Regions from separate parts of the Mus musculus genome. Here region 2 is linked to region 1. Evidence: chromatin loops called from intact Hi-C (ENCODE). Cell type or tissue: left cerebral cortex. All regions are shown on one strand.

Region 1 (8,000 bases):
TAATAATAAAAGAAAAATCCAAAAAAAGAGTTTCTCAACCAAGAGAAGTCCATGGCCAGATGGTTTTAGTGCATAATTTTACTGAATTTTCAAAGAAGCGGTAATACCAATATTCCTCAAACCATTCCACAAAACAGAAACAGACGGAACATTGCCAAACTCATTCTATGAGGCCACAGTCACCCTGCTACCTGACCCACACAAAGACTCAACAACAAAAAAAAAGAGAATTTCAGAAATATTTCTGTATAAACATTAATGCAAAAATACTCAGTAAAATACTTGCAAACTGAATCTAAGAACATATCAAAACATCATCCACTGTGATTAAGTCAGCTTCATTCCAGGTTTTCTGGTTTTGTTGAGTATAGACTTTTGTAGTAGGATCTGATTTTTTTAAAAATTTCTTCAGTTTCTGTTATGTCTCCCTTTTCATTCCTGATTTTAATTAGGATGCTGGCCCTGTGCTCTCTAGTGAGTCTGGCTAAGGGTCTGTCTATCCTGTTGATTTTCTCAAAGAACCAGCTCCTGGTTTTGTTGATTCTTTGTATAGTTCTTTTTGTTTCTATTTGGTTGATTTCAGCCCCGAGTTTGATTATTTCTTGCCACCTACTCCTCTTGGGTGTATTTGCTTCCTTTTTGTTCCAGAGCTTTCAGGTGTGCTGTGAAGCTGCTAGACTGCCCCACCTGGGGATCCATACCACATACAGACACCAAACCCAGACACTATTGCAGAGGCCAAGAAGTGCTTGCTGACCTGATATAGCTGTCTCCTGAGAGGCTCTGCCAGAGTCTGACAAATACAGAGGCAGATGCTAGCAGCCAACCATTAGACTGAGCACAGGGTCCCCAATGGAGGAGTTAGAGAAAGGAATGAAGGAGCTGAAGGGGTTTGCAATCCCATAGGAAGAACAACAATATCAAGTATCCAGATCTCCCAGAGCTTCCAGGGACTAAAACACCAACCAAAGAGTACACATGGAACAGCCCATGGTTCCAGCCGCATATTTAGCAGAGGATGGCCTTATAGGGCATCAATGGGTGGAGAGGCCCTTGGTCCTGTGAAGGTTTGGTGCCCCAGTGTAGGGGAAGGTGAGGGCAGGGAGGCTGGAGTAGGTGGGTGAGTTGGGGAGCATTCTCATAGAAGCAGGGGGAGGGGAATGAGACAGGGGGTTTGTGGAATGTAAATAAATAAAAATATCCAATAAAAGAAAATAAAAAATAAAAAGTATGGCAAGAACTTTATGTCTCTGAGGAAAGAAATAGGAAGAGATATCTGAAGATGGAAAGATCTCTTATGGCCATGGACCAGTAGGATTAACATAGGAAAATGGCCATCTTACCAAAAGCAATCTACAGATTCAATGCAATACATGTAAAAATTCCAGCATGATTCTTTATAAACCTTAAAAAAAATTCTCAACTTCAATTGGAAGAACAAAAAACCCAGTATATAGCTGTCTCTTGTGAGACTATGCCAGGGCCTAGCAAACACAGAAGTGGATGCTCACAGTCAGCTATTGGATGGATCACAGGGCCCCCAATGGAGGAGCTAGAGAAAGTGCCCAAGGAGCTAAAGGGATCTGCAACCCTATAGGTGGAACAACATTATGAACTAACCAGTACCCGGAGCTCTTGACTCTAGCTGCATATGTATCAAAAGATGGCCTAGTTGGCCATCACTGGAAAGAGAGGCCTATTGGACTTGCAAACTTTATATGCCCCAGTACAGGGGAACACCAGGGCCAAAAAGTGGGAGTGGGTGGGTAAGGGAGTGGGGGGGGAGGGTATGGGGGACTTTTGGGATAGCATTGGAAATGTAAATGAGGAAAATACCTAATTAAAAATATTAAAAAAAATAAAGCTTAAAAAAAATTCTGTAAAATAGATCTTTTGGAGGTTCACCATCTCTGACTCCAAGCTGTACTACAGAGCAATAGTAATAAAAAATTCATGATACTAGTATAGAAACAGACAGGTTGATGAATAGAATTGAATCAAAGACCTGGAAATAAACCCACACACCTATGGACACTTGATTTTTGACCAAGAAGCCAAAACCATACAATGGAGACAGGGACACATGTTCAGCAAATGGTGCTGCTTTAATTGGATGTCTGCATGTAGAAGAATGCAAATAGATCTATATTTATCAACCAGCACAACACTCAACTTCAAGTGGATAAAAAACCTCAAGGTAAAACCAGATACATTAAACCTAACAAGAGAAAGTTGAGAATAGCCTGGAGCACATTGTTTGGTGCAGGAGACAACTTCCTGAGTTCAACATGAATAGCTCAACCACTAAGGTCAGCAATTAATAAATGGGACCTTGTGAAACTGACAAACTTCTGTAAGACTAAGGACACTGTCAATTGGGTAAAATGGCAGCCTATGGAAAAGGAAAAGATCTTCACCAATCCTACACCTGACAGGAGGGCTTATATCCAAAATATATAAAGTACTCAAGAAGCCAGACACCAACAAACCAAAGAACCCAATTAAAAAGTGAGGTACAGAGCTAAACAGAGAATTCTCAACAGAGGAATCTCTAATAGCCAAGAAACACTTAAAGGAATGTTCACAGTCCTTAGTCATCAGGGAAATGCAAATCAAAAGACTCTGAGATTCCACCTTATATCCATCAGAATAGCTAAAATCAAAAACTCAGGCGACAGCTAATGCTGCTGCTGAGAATCTGGAGCAAGGGAAATAATCCACTGTTGGTGGGGATGCAAACTTGTAAACCATGTTGGAAAACAACTTGGAAGTTTCTCAGAAATTTTGGAATAGTTCTACCTCAAGACCCAGCTATACCACTTTTGGGCATATACCCAAATGATGCTTCACCATACCACAAGGACACTTGCTCAACTATGTTCATAGCAGCTTTATTCACAATAGCCAGAAACTGGAAACAACCCAGATGCCCCTCAACTGAAAAAAAATGGATAAATAAAATGTGGTTCACATTTAATTGCTACACAATGGAATACTAGTCAGCTTTTGAAAGCAAGGATATCATGAATTTTGCAGGCAAATGGATGGGACTAGAAAATGTCATCCTGAGTTAGGTAACCCAGCTCCCAAAGGACATGGATGGTATATACTCACGTATAAGTGGATATTAGCCATAAAGTACAGGATAACCATGCTGTATTCCATAGACCCAAAGATTCCAAATAACAAGAAGGACCCAAGGGAGGATGCTAGAATCTTATGCAGAAGGGGAAATAAAATAGACATCTGAGGTGAATGGAGGGAGGGAACTGTATGGGAGAGAGGATGGGCCAGGAAACAGTCAGGGGCAGATCTGTGTAGGGAGAGTTTGGAAGAGAGAATGAAAAAAAAGTTGCTTGTAGGGGGAGGGAGCATCTCTAGGATGTGCTGGAGATCTGGAGTGGGGGAGGCTTTGGGGAATCTCTGGGAATGAATCTAGCTGAGATTCCTAGCAGTGGGACATATGGAGCTTGAAGTGAACTGTAAACTGTAATCTGTAAACTGGCAGGACTCCCAGCAGAGGGATAAAGACAGCACCCCACCCACAAAAACTTCCACCCCAAATTTGTGTTGCCTACAAGATGTGGAAGGACAAAGATGGAGCAGAGATTGAGGGAATGGCCAGCCAATGACTGACTCAGTTTGAGATCCATCCCATGGGCTAGAACCAATCCCTGACATTGTTAATGCATTTGCAGACAGGAGCCTAGCATACTGTCCTCTGAGAGGCTTCACCTAGCAGCTGACTTGAACAGATTCAAAGACTTTCAGTCAAACATTAGACTGAGCTGTGGGGAGTCTTGTGGGAGAGTTGGGGGAAGGATTCAGGGACTGGGAGTGGATAGGAACTCCATAAGGAGACCAACAGAGTCAACTAACCTGGACTCTTGCGGGCTTTCAGAGACTGAACCACCAACTAAAGAGCATACAAGGGCTGGACCTAGACACCCCCTCCCAATATGTAGCAGGTGTACAACTTGTTCTTCATGCAGGTCACTGTGTCTGACTCCGTTGCTTTCCTGTGGATCCCATTCCCATACTTGGGCTGCCATGTCTGGTCTCAGTGGTATAGGAAACAGCTATGCAATGACTTGATGTGGGGTGGTGGGTTGATACATAGGGGTCCTCTCCCTTCTTAGACGAAATGGGGAGGGATGATCGGAGGCAGGAAGTTCTGTGTGAGAGGGGATTGGAGGGGTCTGTGATCAATATGTAAACTGAATAACTTTCCTCTGTGGTTAAATATGTCTGTCTTACTTTATTAAACCATGTTTTGGTGTTCTCAGAAAGTGGTTATTCACCCAGAAACAATATACATATTCCCTAGGATTCCTTCTAGTCTCGTTGATCCTCCAAGCCATAATTTACTTTTTTGTACTCACGATAAGGACAGAAACTAATTCTATTGATTTCTTTCATCCTCCATTCGATTTGAATTGCATATATTCCAGAATAAATTCAGCCAGGGCATTCATAGGGTGGCCAGATTGTGGGCTGCAGAGCTGCATTTGGAGACTTGCAGGTCTGTCTATACTTTTTACTCTATACTGAAGTCCAGCTTCTGCTAGGCACTAAAGTTTCAATCCTCAAGCTGAGAGAGGGGTCCCAGGCTGCTGGTGGGTAAAGGCTCTGGTTTCAGTGTGGGTAGGAGTGTGTCCTGTTTGTTGCCACATTTGGAAACAGACGCTTCTGCTCAGTAGCCACCTGTGAGGAGGCTGTTGGTGGGAATGAGCTGTGAGTTCCTGCCTGAGTGATAGGACTGATTTACAGCTTGTGGCTTTGTCTGTGGGAATGGTATCAACCCATGGGTTTACGGAATCCAGGGGCCATGAGTGTGTCACATGACTCCACTGGGTAGATTTCTGTAGTGTAGTGGTCCTGTATAATCTGACACTCCTGAATCAAGAGGAGGGAAGAGGAGGGGAGGGGAGGGGAAAGGGGGGAGAGGAGAGAAGAGGAGGGGAGGGGAGAGGAGGGGAGAGGAGGGGAGGGGAGGGGAGGCATGCATAACCTGGTTGCAGGTTATGAGCTCACGTGGCAGAGCTGGGAATGTGCTCCACGAGTTTTGGCTCTTTATGCTTGACAATGACCATGAACATCACGGTGTAGTTTTCATAATGAATTTTAGATTTAGAAAAGTTGCAATGAACCAAACAGCGCCGACTCTTAGGAGAGGTTACAGAGTTTGGGCCTTGGATTTTGGTAACCCATATTTTCTCTGACACCCAGTGGCTTATTGATAGGTTCTACTGTAAACACAAAGCCAGAAAAAAAAACAAACCAAACCAAAACAAAACTCTGGGAGTCATTACTTGGGGGCAACAGGGGTGGTGACAGTTATTCTTCTAGATGGCTTTCTCTAGAAGTTTGGGATGGGTATTCTCAGGGCAGCTGTGAAGCCAATGCCTCTTGTAGCCCACAGCCCCCTTAAGGTTGCTAGCGATTCACTCACTCTCTCATTTATCCATTCACACACAGTCCTCTGATTCTCCTTTGCTCTCTGTGTCCTGGAATCAGAGTAAAAAAACCAAATGGACAAGTGAGAAAGAGGGTAGTATCAGAAGTGACGCCAGAGAAAAAGAGGTTACTGACACATTGCAAAGAGAGGTGGTGTGGATGCTGGTTTTGAAGGTGTGGGAGCCTCAGAGAGTAAGCAAGACTTGCAGTTTAAAAGTTAAGTAGATCTCTAGGCCTGTGGGCCTATGGAACTTAATTTCTGGTGGGTTTAATTTGTGGTGGGTTTCCATAACAGATGGGTACTTTGAAAGGGCCACATGGACCTGTGGTTTATGTAGGCGTTTAAGGGACAATGGCATAAAGTTTGTGGCTTCCATGGCAGCCTATGGGAATAGTGGACAATGCTCTGGGGAGAATGGGGTCTTGGGGTGGTGGTGGTCACTGGAGTTTTGTTGTGTGGTTTGGCAAGTGATAGTTGCTGCTGGGCCACAGAGAGAAAAAGAATCTCCTTAGAGAATTAAGCAGAGAAGAGACCTGGCATGTCTATGGTGGGGATGGGAGGCTATGAGGAAGATATGTCTATGATCTCAACCTGGTGGCATTCTAGGAGCCTCGCAGATGCCCCTTCCTGGAGTTAACTATGTGCTGAAATCTGGGGTCAGCACAGCGTTCTCACAGGGAAGGTGGGGCAAGAGTTCTGCTGCACTTAGGGTAGTCAGTTGGCTTCAAAGAAGTGGGGTTATCATGATGCCCGTCATGGGATTCTGGATGCTTGGGAAGAACACGGGCTGTATGTGCTATGTGCACCCCAAGAGCAGGTACAGTCAAGAGTAGAAAAGTTGGGGTTGGAATCTGCCTTAGTTAGGGTCACCATTGCTGTGATGAAACATCATGACCAAAAGCAAAGTTGGAGAAGAAAGGGTTTATTTGCCTTTCATTTTCCAGATTGTGATCCATCACTGAAGGAAGCCAGGACTGGAATTCAGGTAGGGCAGGAACCTGGAGGCAGAAACTGATGCAGAGGCCCTGCCGAGTGCTGCTTACTGCCTTGCTCCTCATGGCTTGCTCAGCCTATTTTCTTATAGGACTCAAGACCACCACCTCAGGGATAGCACCACCCACAGTAGAGTGGGCACTTCCAAATTAAAAAGTTATTAAGAAAATGCTCTACAGGTTTGCTTTCAGCCCGATCTTATGGAGGCATTTTCTCAATCCCTCTTCTCAGACGATGTTAGTTTGCATCAAGTTTTCATACAAGGGCCCAGCACAGGGTTAGAGTCAATGTCCTGGGTCTTTTTATTAAGACTTGCCTTTATGACTTTCACAGGAAGCTTTGTGGGCCTTGAAAGACCAGTGCCTGGCTGGTTCTGCAGTACAGGGTAGGTGGAGAGAACACTGAGGCTGCAGCCTGCCAAGGTCTAGGTGCAATGAGGGCACAGGTTGCAATAGCTGTGGGAAACTGAGGGCAAGGCAGTTGTCTGGGTAGACTGAGGAGAGCAAGTGGGATCTGCTGAGAGGGTGAAGAGGAACAGAGAAGAGAAAGGGAAGAAGGAGTGCTCAGAGTATGTGCAGGAACCTGGTTACCTAGAAGGGTGGGATAGGTCAGTGGACAGAGGAGGGTTGTTCTTTACCACGGCAGCTTTAAGTGCCACTTAGCTGGGACAGCTTCATTTTCCTCCATTTTTACCTCTGGTGCTACCTTTCATGTTCTGTGGCCTCTTGCTCCATCTTCACAGCCAGCAGCACAGCCTCTGGCTTTGATATCACATCACATGGTATCACGTCTCCTACAGTCTGTCATGAAGACTCTTGTGAACACACTCAGGGACATCTGTGAGCTTTAGCTCATGGCCTTTCCATCAATGTCATCTGGTTTTTGTCCACACTAGGACTCAGGTTTTTAAGTTCAAATCTAGGACAAGGATACCCCTGAGGGCCATGGTTCAAGCACACACAGGCATTCCACTTTGGATGTTTTAAATAGGAAATTCGAGGTTGATCCCAAGGCCAACATATGGAATGTGAGACCACAGTGCACTGAGCTGTGAGTACAGATGCTAATAGGATCCAAGTTCATCAAGGGGAATAGTGAGAGGAATAGCCAGAATGGTGAAGGGAAGATGTTATCTCCTAATGTATCCTCCCTCCTGCTCTCCACACAGTAGAGGATAGAGTAAGGGAGCAAGAGAATCGAACTGACATTGAGATCCTTCCCATCACCCTGTGTTATCATCTGTTGATGTACAACATGAATCTGGGTCTTGTTTTGACTCTATCATACTAAAGGATGTTGACTGATGCCTTGGTCTACTTGGGTGCCTACAAAAATATACCTTGAACCAAGTGAATCATAAATATCAGAAATGTACTTTTCATCATTCTGAGTCTGAAGGTCTAAGACAAAGATTCTAGTAGTTTCCATACCCTACAGGACTCATTTACACATCTATGGACAGCTCTGTTTCATAGTGTCTGGGTGAAGGGTCTTTCTAGCTTGTTTAACAAGGACACTAATCCCAATTATGAGGACTCTTTGTGATCTC
Region 2 (8,000 bases), 110 kb before region 1:
CACCGAGGAGCCAGTTGTACCTCCACACACAGGGGCCAGTGGATAGACCGATGGGGCTGTTGTTTTGGCTGCAAGAAAGGAGGATGTGTGAGGGTTTCTGATATCTGTGGCCTCATAAATTTGGAGAGGCTCTGGTCTTAGCTTGGCTTTAAAGACGGTGTCTTTTTCAGTTGCTTTGAGACAGGCAGGGTTATCAGTTTCTTTCACTTGATGCTGTAACCTGACCTTAATTTTTCCATGTATTTTATTTTCTATGTATGAATTTGTGTATAATGTGTGTTCCAGATGGCTGTTCTGGTTGAAGGGAGCACTGAATACCCTGTAACTGGCGTTTCTTACAGATAGCTGTAAGATGCCATTTGGTTGTTGGCAACTGAATATGGATCCTCTGGAAGAGCAGCTATTGTTTTTAACCACTGAGCAGTCTCTCCAGCCCCATGAAACCTGATCATTCATTGATGAAGGTCTTCAGAAATACCTTCTACCCTTATGCAAGCTCTTTTCCCTAAATCTCTATTTTAGGTTCTAATATGACTTTAGTTCTCTTTGGACCTTACTCCCTGCTTCCTAAGGATCCCCAACAACCCCCTATCCTACACATTCTATTTGTACGCAGCCTTTGTGCCTTGACCTAGCTGGTTACTATCTGGTAGTTGTGCTACACAGCTCAGTCTCCTGATGAGAACCTGAGAATATCAGCCAACTTTCTCCTCCTTCCTCATTCTATGCATTTTTGGAGTCCTCCTTGATAGCGCTAATGTTGCCAGGACCCAGAAAAGTCTCTTTGTCTTACCCTAGCCCTGGAAATACGAGTGTGTGGTGCATTCCTCAGGAAGACATCTTGTCCTCCATCCCTGTTGACACGGGTTAATTCTCTTTTAATTATAATAGCACATTTTTTCTCATTTGTATGGAAACTCATACTGAACAATGAGTTCTGGGTTTCAAAAGAGTATTAGTTTGTCAACTATTTTCCTTGCCTCTGCTTTCATTGAAGTAAATTAACACCAATGCTCAATTCATTCTTACTCCCAGGTCCTTTCTGGTCTTTCCATCTCTCCTGTACACTACCTTCCACAATCCCCTGCTCAAACTCTGAGAGTTACCCCACCACTCTTCTGTGGGTCAACTCAGGCTACTTCATGCTCTCATAGGAGGATTCCCCTCCTGCCTTATATGCTCCCATAATGTTCGAGGATCCGAGCTTGGGCCTCTGACACTAGAACTTTAACTCATACGGTTTGTTTGAGAATGTCAGTGCCAGGGCCTTTTCCTGCCTATGTTTCTGCTCAATCAGACAACTCTCCTGGCCTCCAGGACTCTCTGCAGCCAAGTTGTTCTTCTGCCTGAATTCCGTAGAGCCCGGAGTCCTTTCCAACCCTTTCCCTTCTCTTCCTTCTGTCTTCCTTATCCAGCTGAGACACAACTGCTCCTTCAGCCTGAGCCCCCTCACTCCTCTGCCATGAAGTGTGTAAGGGAGGACCCTTGTCACTTCCTGGGTCCACAGGACGTTCTCCTCTGTGAAGAGGTCCTGAGCAGAGTTTTTCACTCTTCTTCACCGTCTGAGATGAGCCCCTAGATCCTGTGGATCTCACAGTGTCCTGTTCTCCCATGCTCCCAGCTCTGGAAGCTTTCCACAAGCTCCATGTTGCTAGTTTTCCTGTGCTGGTCTCATTAGCTAACAGGTGCTTAGTCCTTTCCCCACCACCAGAGCAGCTGCATTAGCTGCATCCAGGAGCTCTTGGTTTTCATATCCTTCTGTCCCTGTCAGCATGAAGTCAGGGTAGCTAAATCATCCCCCTGCCCACTAAGTTGCACTGCTTGCCAGGTTGATTCAACCTCATCCCTGTGTCTCACACCCTGCTGGCTACAGCTGCCCCAGTCCTGATGGTTTGCTACCCTCCTTCCTGGCTGCTGCATTGGCCTGGCAGGATGGATTGGAACCCTTCTACCACCTATCCTTCCCCTGTGCTTTTGATGCAAGTCTGACCTGAGCTCCCAGACATCCCTGTTGGGGTTACCTCCTGGGGTTTTCCTGGATGCCCATTAATCCCATCTTTCTTACTCTCTTACAGATACTTCATTCCTTTTATCTTTACCTGTTCCAGCTCCCCTGCAGATTCTGATCCCTGTCCCCTAAGTTTCTAGAGTTTCTGTGGACCCCATGTGCCCCTCTCCTCTCAAACCTCTGAACCAAGCAAGCAGTGTGGCCTGGTTCTCTACAGGCTAACAAGTCTCCAACCTCTATTGAGCTGCTTGGCCCGTTTCCTTGTCCCCTGATAACAACCCCAGCTCTTCAGTGACTACTTGGCATGGTCTCTCATACTCCTCTCTTCTCCAGATCTCCTGTGGTTATATTGCCTTTTGTCCTACAACTCCACTAGCTCCACTTCCCCTGTAATTGCTCAGCTTGGTCCCCAGAGCTGTAGGTCTTCTCTGTGTTCTACCACTCCCACCTGTCCCAGAGACCTTGCCACTGCTCTGTCACCTAACCTCATGCAGCTGCTCTGGGACCCTAACTCTGATACTTACTACACCCTCTGTAAATGCTCAGCATGTCTCTCACTCACGTCTGCTCAGGGTTATCCTGGTTTTTGAGCTCTCATGTTTTCTTCGACCTTCCCCAGACTCTGTGTAGACCCTCAGTCATTCCTGGTATCTCTCTTTGCCCCAGATCTCCTGTAGGTGCTTGACTTTGCTCCATAGCACCACTAGTCCTTGTTCTCTGTAAGCTACCTGCCCTGTCTCCCCTGATACAGACTTGCCCAAGTTATCCTATAGCTGCTCAGGGTAACACCTCCCTTCCCATAAACCCCAGCTATTCTGTAGCTGTTTTCCCTCATGTCCTATACCCTCACCTGCCCCAGTCCTTCCATAGGTCCTTGGATTGGTCCCTCATATTCCCACTTTCTTTAACTTGTCCATAGCATCTGTTTCAGCTCTGCTTTAGCTCCTCATTACACTTTTTTATACTTCAAAGTTTCCCCATGGCTGCAGGTTTTATCCTCTCATATTTCCACATGACCCAGCTCCCCCATACCTGGGAAATATAGCTTCCCACATCACTACTTTCCTTAAGTTTTTCATAGTTGTTGGGCCTGGTTCCTCACACCTCACCTGTCCCAGTTGCACCATAGATTTTCTCCATGATCACCTACGTTCCAAAGTTCCACCATAGCTACTGAATCTGGTCCATTTAATTCCCATTTATCCCAGAACCCCATAGCTGCACATCTGGTCCCTTATACTCCTACCAGCCTTAGGTATATAAACTCCTCCATAGCTGCTAGGACTGGTCCCCCACATTCTTACCATCCTCAGCTTTCTCATAGCTTTCAGGAGTGATGCCCATAATCCTACTTTCCCCATCTGTCCCACAGCTGCTGGGAGCATTTACTCTCTTTCCTACCATATCCACCTCCCCCATAACTGCTAGGATTTTGTACTACTGTCTCTAGCTCCTCTGTAGCTGCAAACATTATTTTCCCCATTCCTACCATCACCAGCTACCCCATAGCTGCTTGGGCTGGTTGCCCACTTCCTACTATCCCCAGCTCCCCAATAGCTTTTAGGTCTTGGCCTCACACTCCTACCATCCTCAGCTCCCCCATAGCTGCCAGGAGTGATCTCCACATTCCTACCATCCCCAGCTGCCTCGTGACTTCTAGCACTGGTCCCTAACACTCCCACCTACCACAACTCCCCCATAGCTGCAAGGTCTGGCTCCTCACACTCAGACCTGCATCAGCTCCTTTCTAACTTCTAGGTCTGGTTCCCACATTCCTACCATCCCCTGCTCCCCACATATGTGCTATTTCTGGTCCCCCACATTCCTGACATCAGCAACTCCCATGAGCTTCTAGCACTGGCCCCCCACATTCCTCTCATTCCCAGATCCCCTTTAGCTGCTCTGATTTGTCCAGTAGTCCCTAGGGTAGCTCTGAGGTGCAGACTCTGACAACTGCCACAGTATCTTAAAGAGGTTCAGCTTGCCTTCCCAACTCCTTTCTGTGCCAGTACTCCTGTAAAGCTTTTTTTGGTCCCTGGAGAGTGTCCTGGTCCCCTGTTAACCACACCTGCCTAGGCCCTTGGCCCCTGTGTAGGTCCTTTGTTTGTTTCCTCTACCTCCACCAGCCCAGCTTACTTAGAGCTGTTTAGCTTGTTCCTCCCATGTACCACCAGCCCCAGATTCCCCATAGCTGCTCTGCCAGTGTTTCTGAGCTTTTGGAGGTATCATGGCTCTGTACTACTCACCTCTCATTAGGTCACCTGCACCTGTGCTGCCTGTTTGCCACCCACAGCTGTACTGCCTGGTCCCCACCCAGAGTGGTCTGCCTGGTCCCTACTCTCAGCTGTACTGCCTGTTCCCTTCGCAGCGCTGTACTGCCTGGTCCCTACTCAGAGCTGTACTGCCTTGTCCCTATGCAGAGCAATACTGTCTGTTCCCTACCCAAAGCTGCACTGCCTGGTCTCTACCCACATCTCTACTGCCTCATCCCTACGCACAGCTGTACTGCCTGGGCCCTAGCCACAGCTGTACTGCCCGGTCCCAACCCATAGCTGTACTGCCTGGACCCTACCCACAGCTGTACTGCCTGGTCCCTACCCAAGGGAATACTGCCTGATACCCACCCAGAGCTTTACTACCTGGTCCTCACCCACAGCTGTACTGCCTGTTGCCTACCCAGAGCCGGTCTGCCTGGTCCCTACCCACAGCTATACTGCCTGTTCCCCACCCAGAGTGGTCTGCCTGGTCCCTACTCTCAGCTGTACTGCCTGTTCCCTTCGCAGAGCTGTACTGCCTGGTCCCTACTCAGAGCTGTACTGCCTTGTCCCTATGCAGAGCAATACTGTCTGTTCCCTACCCAAAGCTGCACTGCCTGGTCTCTACCCACATCTCTACTGCCTCATCCCTTCGCACAGCTGTACTGCCTGGGCCCTAGCCACAGCTGTACTGCCCGGTCCCAACCCATAGCTGTACTGCCGGGTTCCCACCCACAGCTGTACTGCCTGGTCCCTACCCAAGGGAATACTGCCTGATACCCACCCAGAGCTGTACTACCTGGTCCTCACCCACAGCTGTACTGCCTGTTGCCTACCCAGAGCCGGTCTGCCTGGTCCCTACCCACAGCTATACTGCCTGTTCCCCACCCAGAACTGTACTGCCTGGTCCCCACCCACAGCTGTACTGTCTGGTCCTCATCCACAGCTGTACTGCCTGGTCCCCACCCACAGCTGTACTGTCTGGTTCCCACCCAAGACTGTACTGACTGGTGTCTATCCAGAGCTGTACTGCCTGTTCCCTTCGCAGAGCTGTACTGCCTGGTCTCTACTCAGCTGTACTGCCTTGTCCCTATGCAGAGCAATACTGCCTGTTCCCTACCCAAAGCTGCACTGCCTGGTCCCAACCCAAAGCTCTACTGCCTCATTCCTAGGCACAGCTGTACTGCCTGGGCCCTAGCCACAGCTGTACTGCCTGGTCCCCACCCAGAGCTGTACTGCCTGGACCCTACCCACAGCTGTACTGCCTGGGCCCTAGCCACAGCTATATTGCTTGTTCCCTACCCAGAGCTCTACTGCCTGATTCCCACGCACAGCTGTACTGCCTGGTCTCTATCCAGAGCTGTACTGCCTGTTCACTACCCAGAGCCCTACTGCCTGGTTCCCACCCAGAGCTGTACTGCCTGTTCCCCACCCAGAGCTGTACTGCCTGGTCCCTACCCAGAGCTGTACTGCCTGGTCCCTACTCAGAGCTGTACTGCCTGGTCCCCACCCAGAGCTGTACTGCCTGGTCCCTACCCACAGCTGTACTGCCTGGTCCCTACCCACAGCTGTACTGCCAAGTCCCCACCCACAGCTGTACTGCCTGGTTCCAACCCACAGCTGTACTGCCTGGTCCTCATCCACAGCTGTACTGCCTGTTCACTACCCACAGCTGTACTGCCTGGTCCCTACACCCAGCAATACTGCCTGCTCCCTACCCAAAGCTGCACTGCCTGGTTTCTACCCATAGCTCTACTGCCTCATCCCTACCCACAGCTGTACTGCCTGGGCCCTAGCCACAGCTGTACTGCCTGGTCCCCACATAGAGCTGTACTGCCTGGTCCCCACACAGAGCTGTACTGCCTGGTCCCTACCCACAGCTGTACTGCCTGGTCTCTATCCAGAGCTGTACTGCCTGTTTCCTACCCAGAGCTCTACTGCCTGATTCCCACGCACAGCTGTACTGCCTGGTCTCTTTCCAGAGCTGTACTGCCTGTTCACTACCCAGAGCCCTACTGCCTGGTTCCCACCCAGAGCCCTACTGCCTGGTTCCCACCCAGAGCTGTACTCCCTGGTCCTTACCCATAGCTGTACTGCCTGGTCTCTATCCAGAGCTGTACTGCCTGTTCCCTACCTACTGCTGTACTGCTTGGTCCCTACTCAGAGCTGTAATGCCTGGTTGCCTCCTACACATGTACTACCCGTTCCCTACCGAGAGCTGTACGCCTCCACCTACAGCTCTACTGCCTTGTCCTCATCTGTATTTGTATGCCTGTTCCCCATCACAAATGTACTGTGGGTCCCGAACTGCATTGTACTGCCTGGTCCACACCCATATCTCTAGTGCATGATCCATACTTGTATTGGTACTGCAGGAACCATACCTGCATCGGTACTGCCAGGTCCCCAGAGTTCCATAGGTGGTAGCCTTCCTCTTAAGAAATTTACCTTCTTTCAGCTTCATTCCTGGAATTCACTATCCAATGCTGGTCTTGAACTCTGAGCTCCAGGTCATCCACTCTAACTTTAGCTCTCTCAGGTAGGTACATCAGCCTTTCCCGGTGAACCTTCCCCATTCCCTCTTTACCTGTTCTCTCAATCCTGTAGGCCTCTCCTTACCCTTTCTAAACTGGCTTTTCTTTCCTCTGCTGCCTCAGCCTTCCTCGGTCCACCAGTCTCCTGGCCAGGCCAGATCCTCAGCCTTCTGGGTCTCTCCCATTAACTCCTTGAGGCTTACTCTGGTTGTCTGTATGTGTCAGCAGCTTTAGTGGTCCGTTCTTCTGTGTGTGGGAACTCTGGAGTCTTCCTGCTTGATCCCAGGCTGCAGGTAGGCACCTTTTCTCTGCAACACACAGGCCATTTTTTGGGGGGCTGATCTGTCAACTCCTCCCCATCCTCCTGTGATCTTCCATCTACTAGGTCTGGAAAGGCCCAGTGCTCTCCCTAGGCTGTGGCTCTCTCCAGTTTCTCAGCTGACCACACTCACATGTGGAGCCGCGTGAAGAAGATTGCTGCTATTTTTGCTTTGTCACTGTGCTTCTAACAGCCCAGCTCTGAGCTCTGCCTCATCCTTCCAGGATTTACAGTCTTTGCCCCAGAGGTGTGAACATCACACTTCTCCCAACCCAGTACCTACTAAGAACAGGATTGAAAGTGGGTGACAGGGGATGCTTCCTGAAGTTCCTCTTTCTTCTGTTGGTTTCAGTGTCTGGGGGAGGGGGAGAGCAGGGGGAGTCCACACAAGGTCTAGGTTACTCTTGTAGGGGTGGGCGAGGGTGGTGGTCCTCTTGAGACCCATAGAGAAGATGTGAAGCCTAGTTGTCTCAACCCAGTGTTCCTGGGTTTCCTGTGGCTGAGTGACTATGTCTACTCTCCTGATCACCTCAATGGAGAAGACTTTCTCTCAGTCTGAACTATAACCCAGCTTAGGTACCAACCTCTGCTGTTCTCTCTCCAACCAGTGCTATCTCTCTAGACCCCAGAAGTGTCTTTGGCTCAAGGAGGAAAGTGTAGTCTGGAGTGAGAGTACAGAGTGCAGCAAGTCAGGTGGAGAGGGGAAAGTGCTCTGGCTTCTGACTGTGCTACCAAGCAGTGGGTCATATGGCTGCAGAGAGAAGCTGGGCAGGGATCCAGAAGTGGTTCTTTGCTAAACTAAGAGAGGCTACACGTAAGGGGGGGGGGACTCTCTGATGGCTGGAGTTACATGGATTTCTTTTCTATGGTCACGTTCCACAATT

What was found. A loop is a pair of places that touch in the nucleus more often than their neighbours do. Peaks named below come from ENCODE experiments on the same cell type or tissue, not always from the same donor. Only the 100,000 strongest peaks of a DNase experiment are listed, where the experiment ranks them.
Region 2: it touches region 1 in a loop (13-fold over the local background); 3 of 42 quality-filtered maps call a loop at or near these places.

The regions. Positions count from the first base shown.
Region 1 is chr12:113,398,287-113,406,286 of GRCm38, forward strand. It overlaps Igh. Among named protein-coding and RNA genes, the nearest start is that of Adam6b, 87 kb to the right of the region's middle. In left cerebral cortex, no CTCF peak of the experiment used is centred here; a DNase peak (open chromatin) is centred at 3,515.
Region 2 is chr12:113,288,865-113,296,864 of GRCm38, forward strand. It overlaps Igh and Ighg2c. Among named protein-coding and RNA genes, the nearest start is that of Gm25622, 79 kb to the left of the region's middle. In left cerebral cortex, no CTCF peak of the experiment used is centred here; DNase peaks (open chromatin) are centred at 3,396, 3,690 and 7,307; H3K27ac peaks cover 733 bases.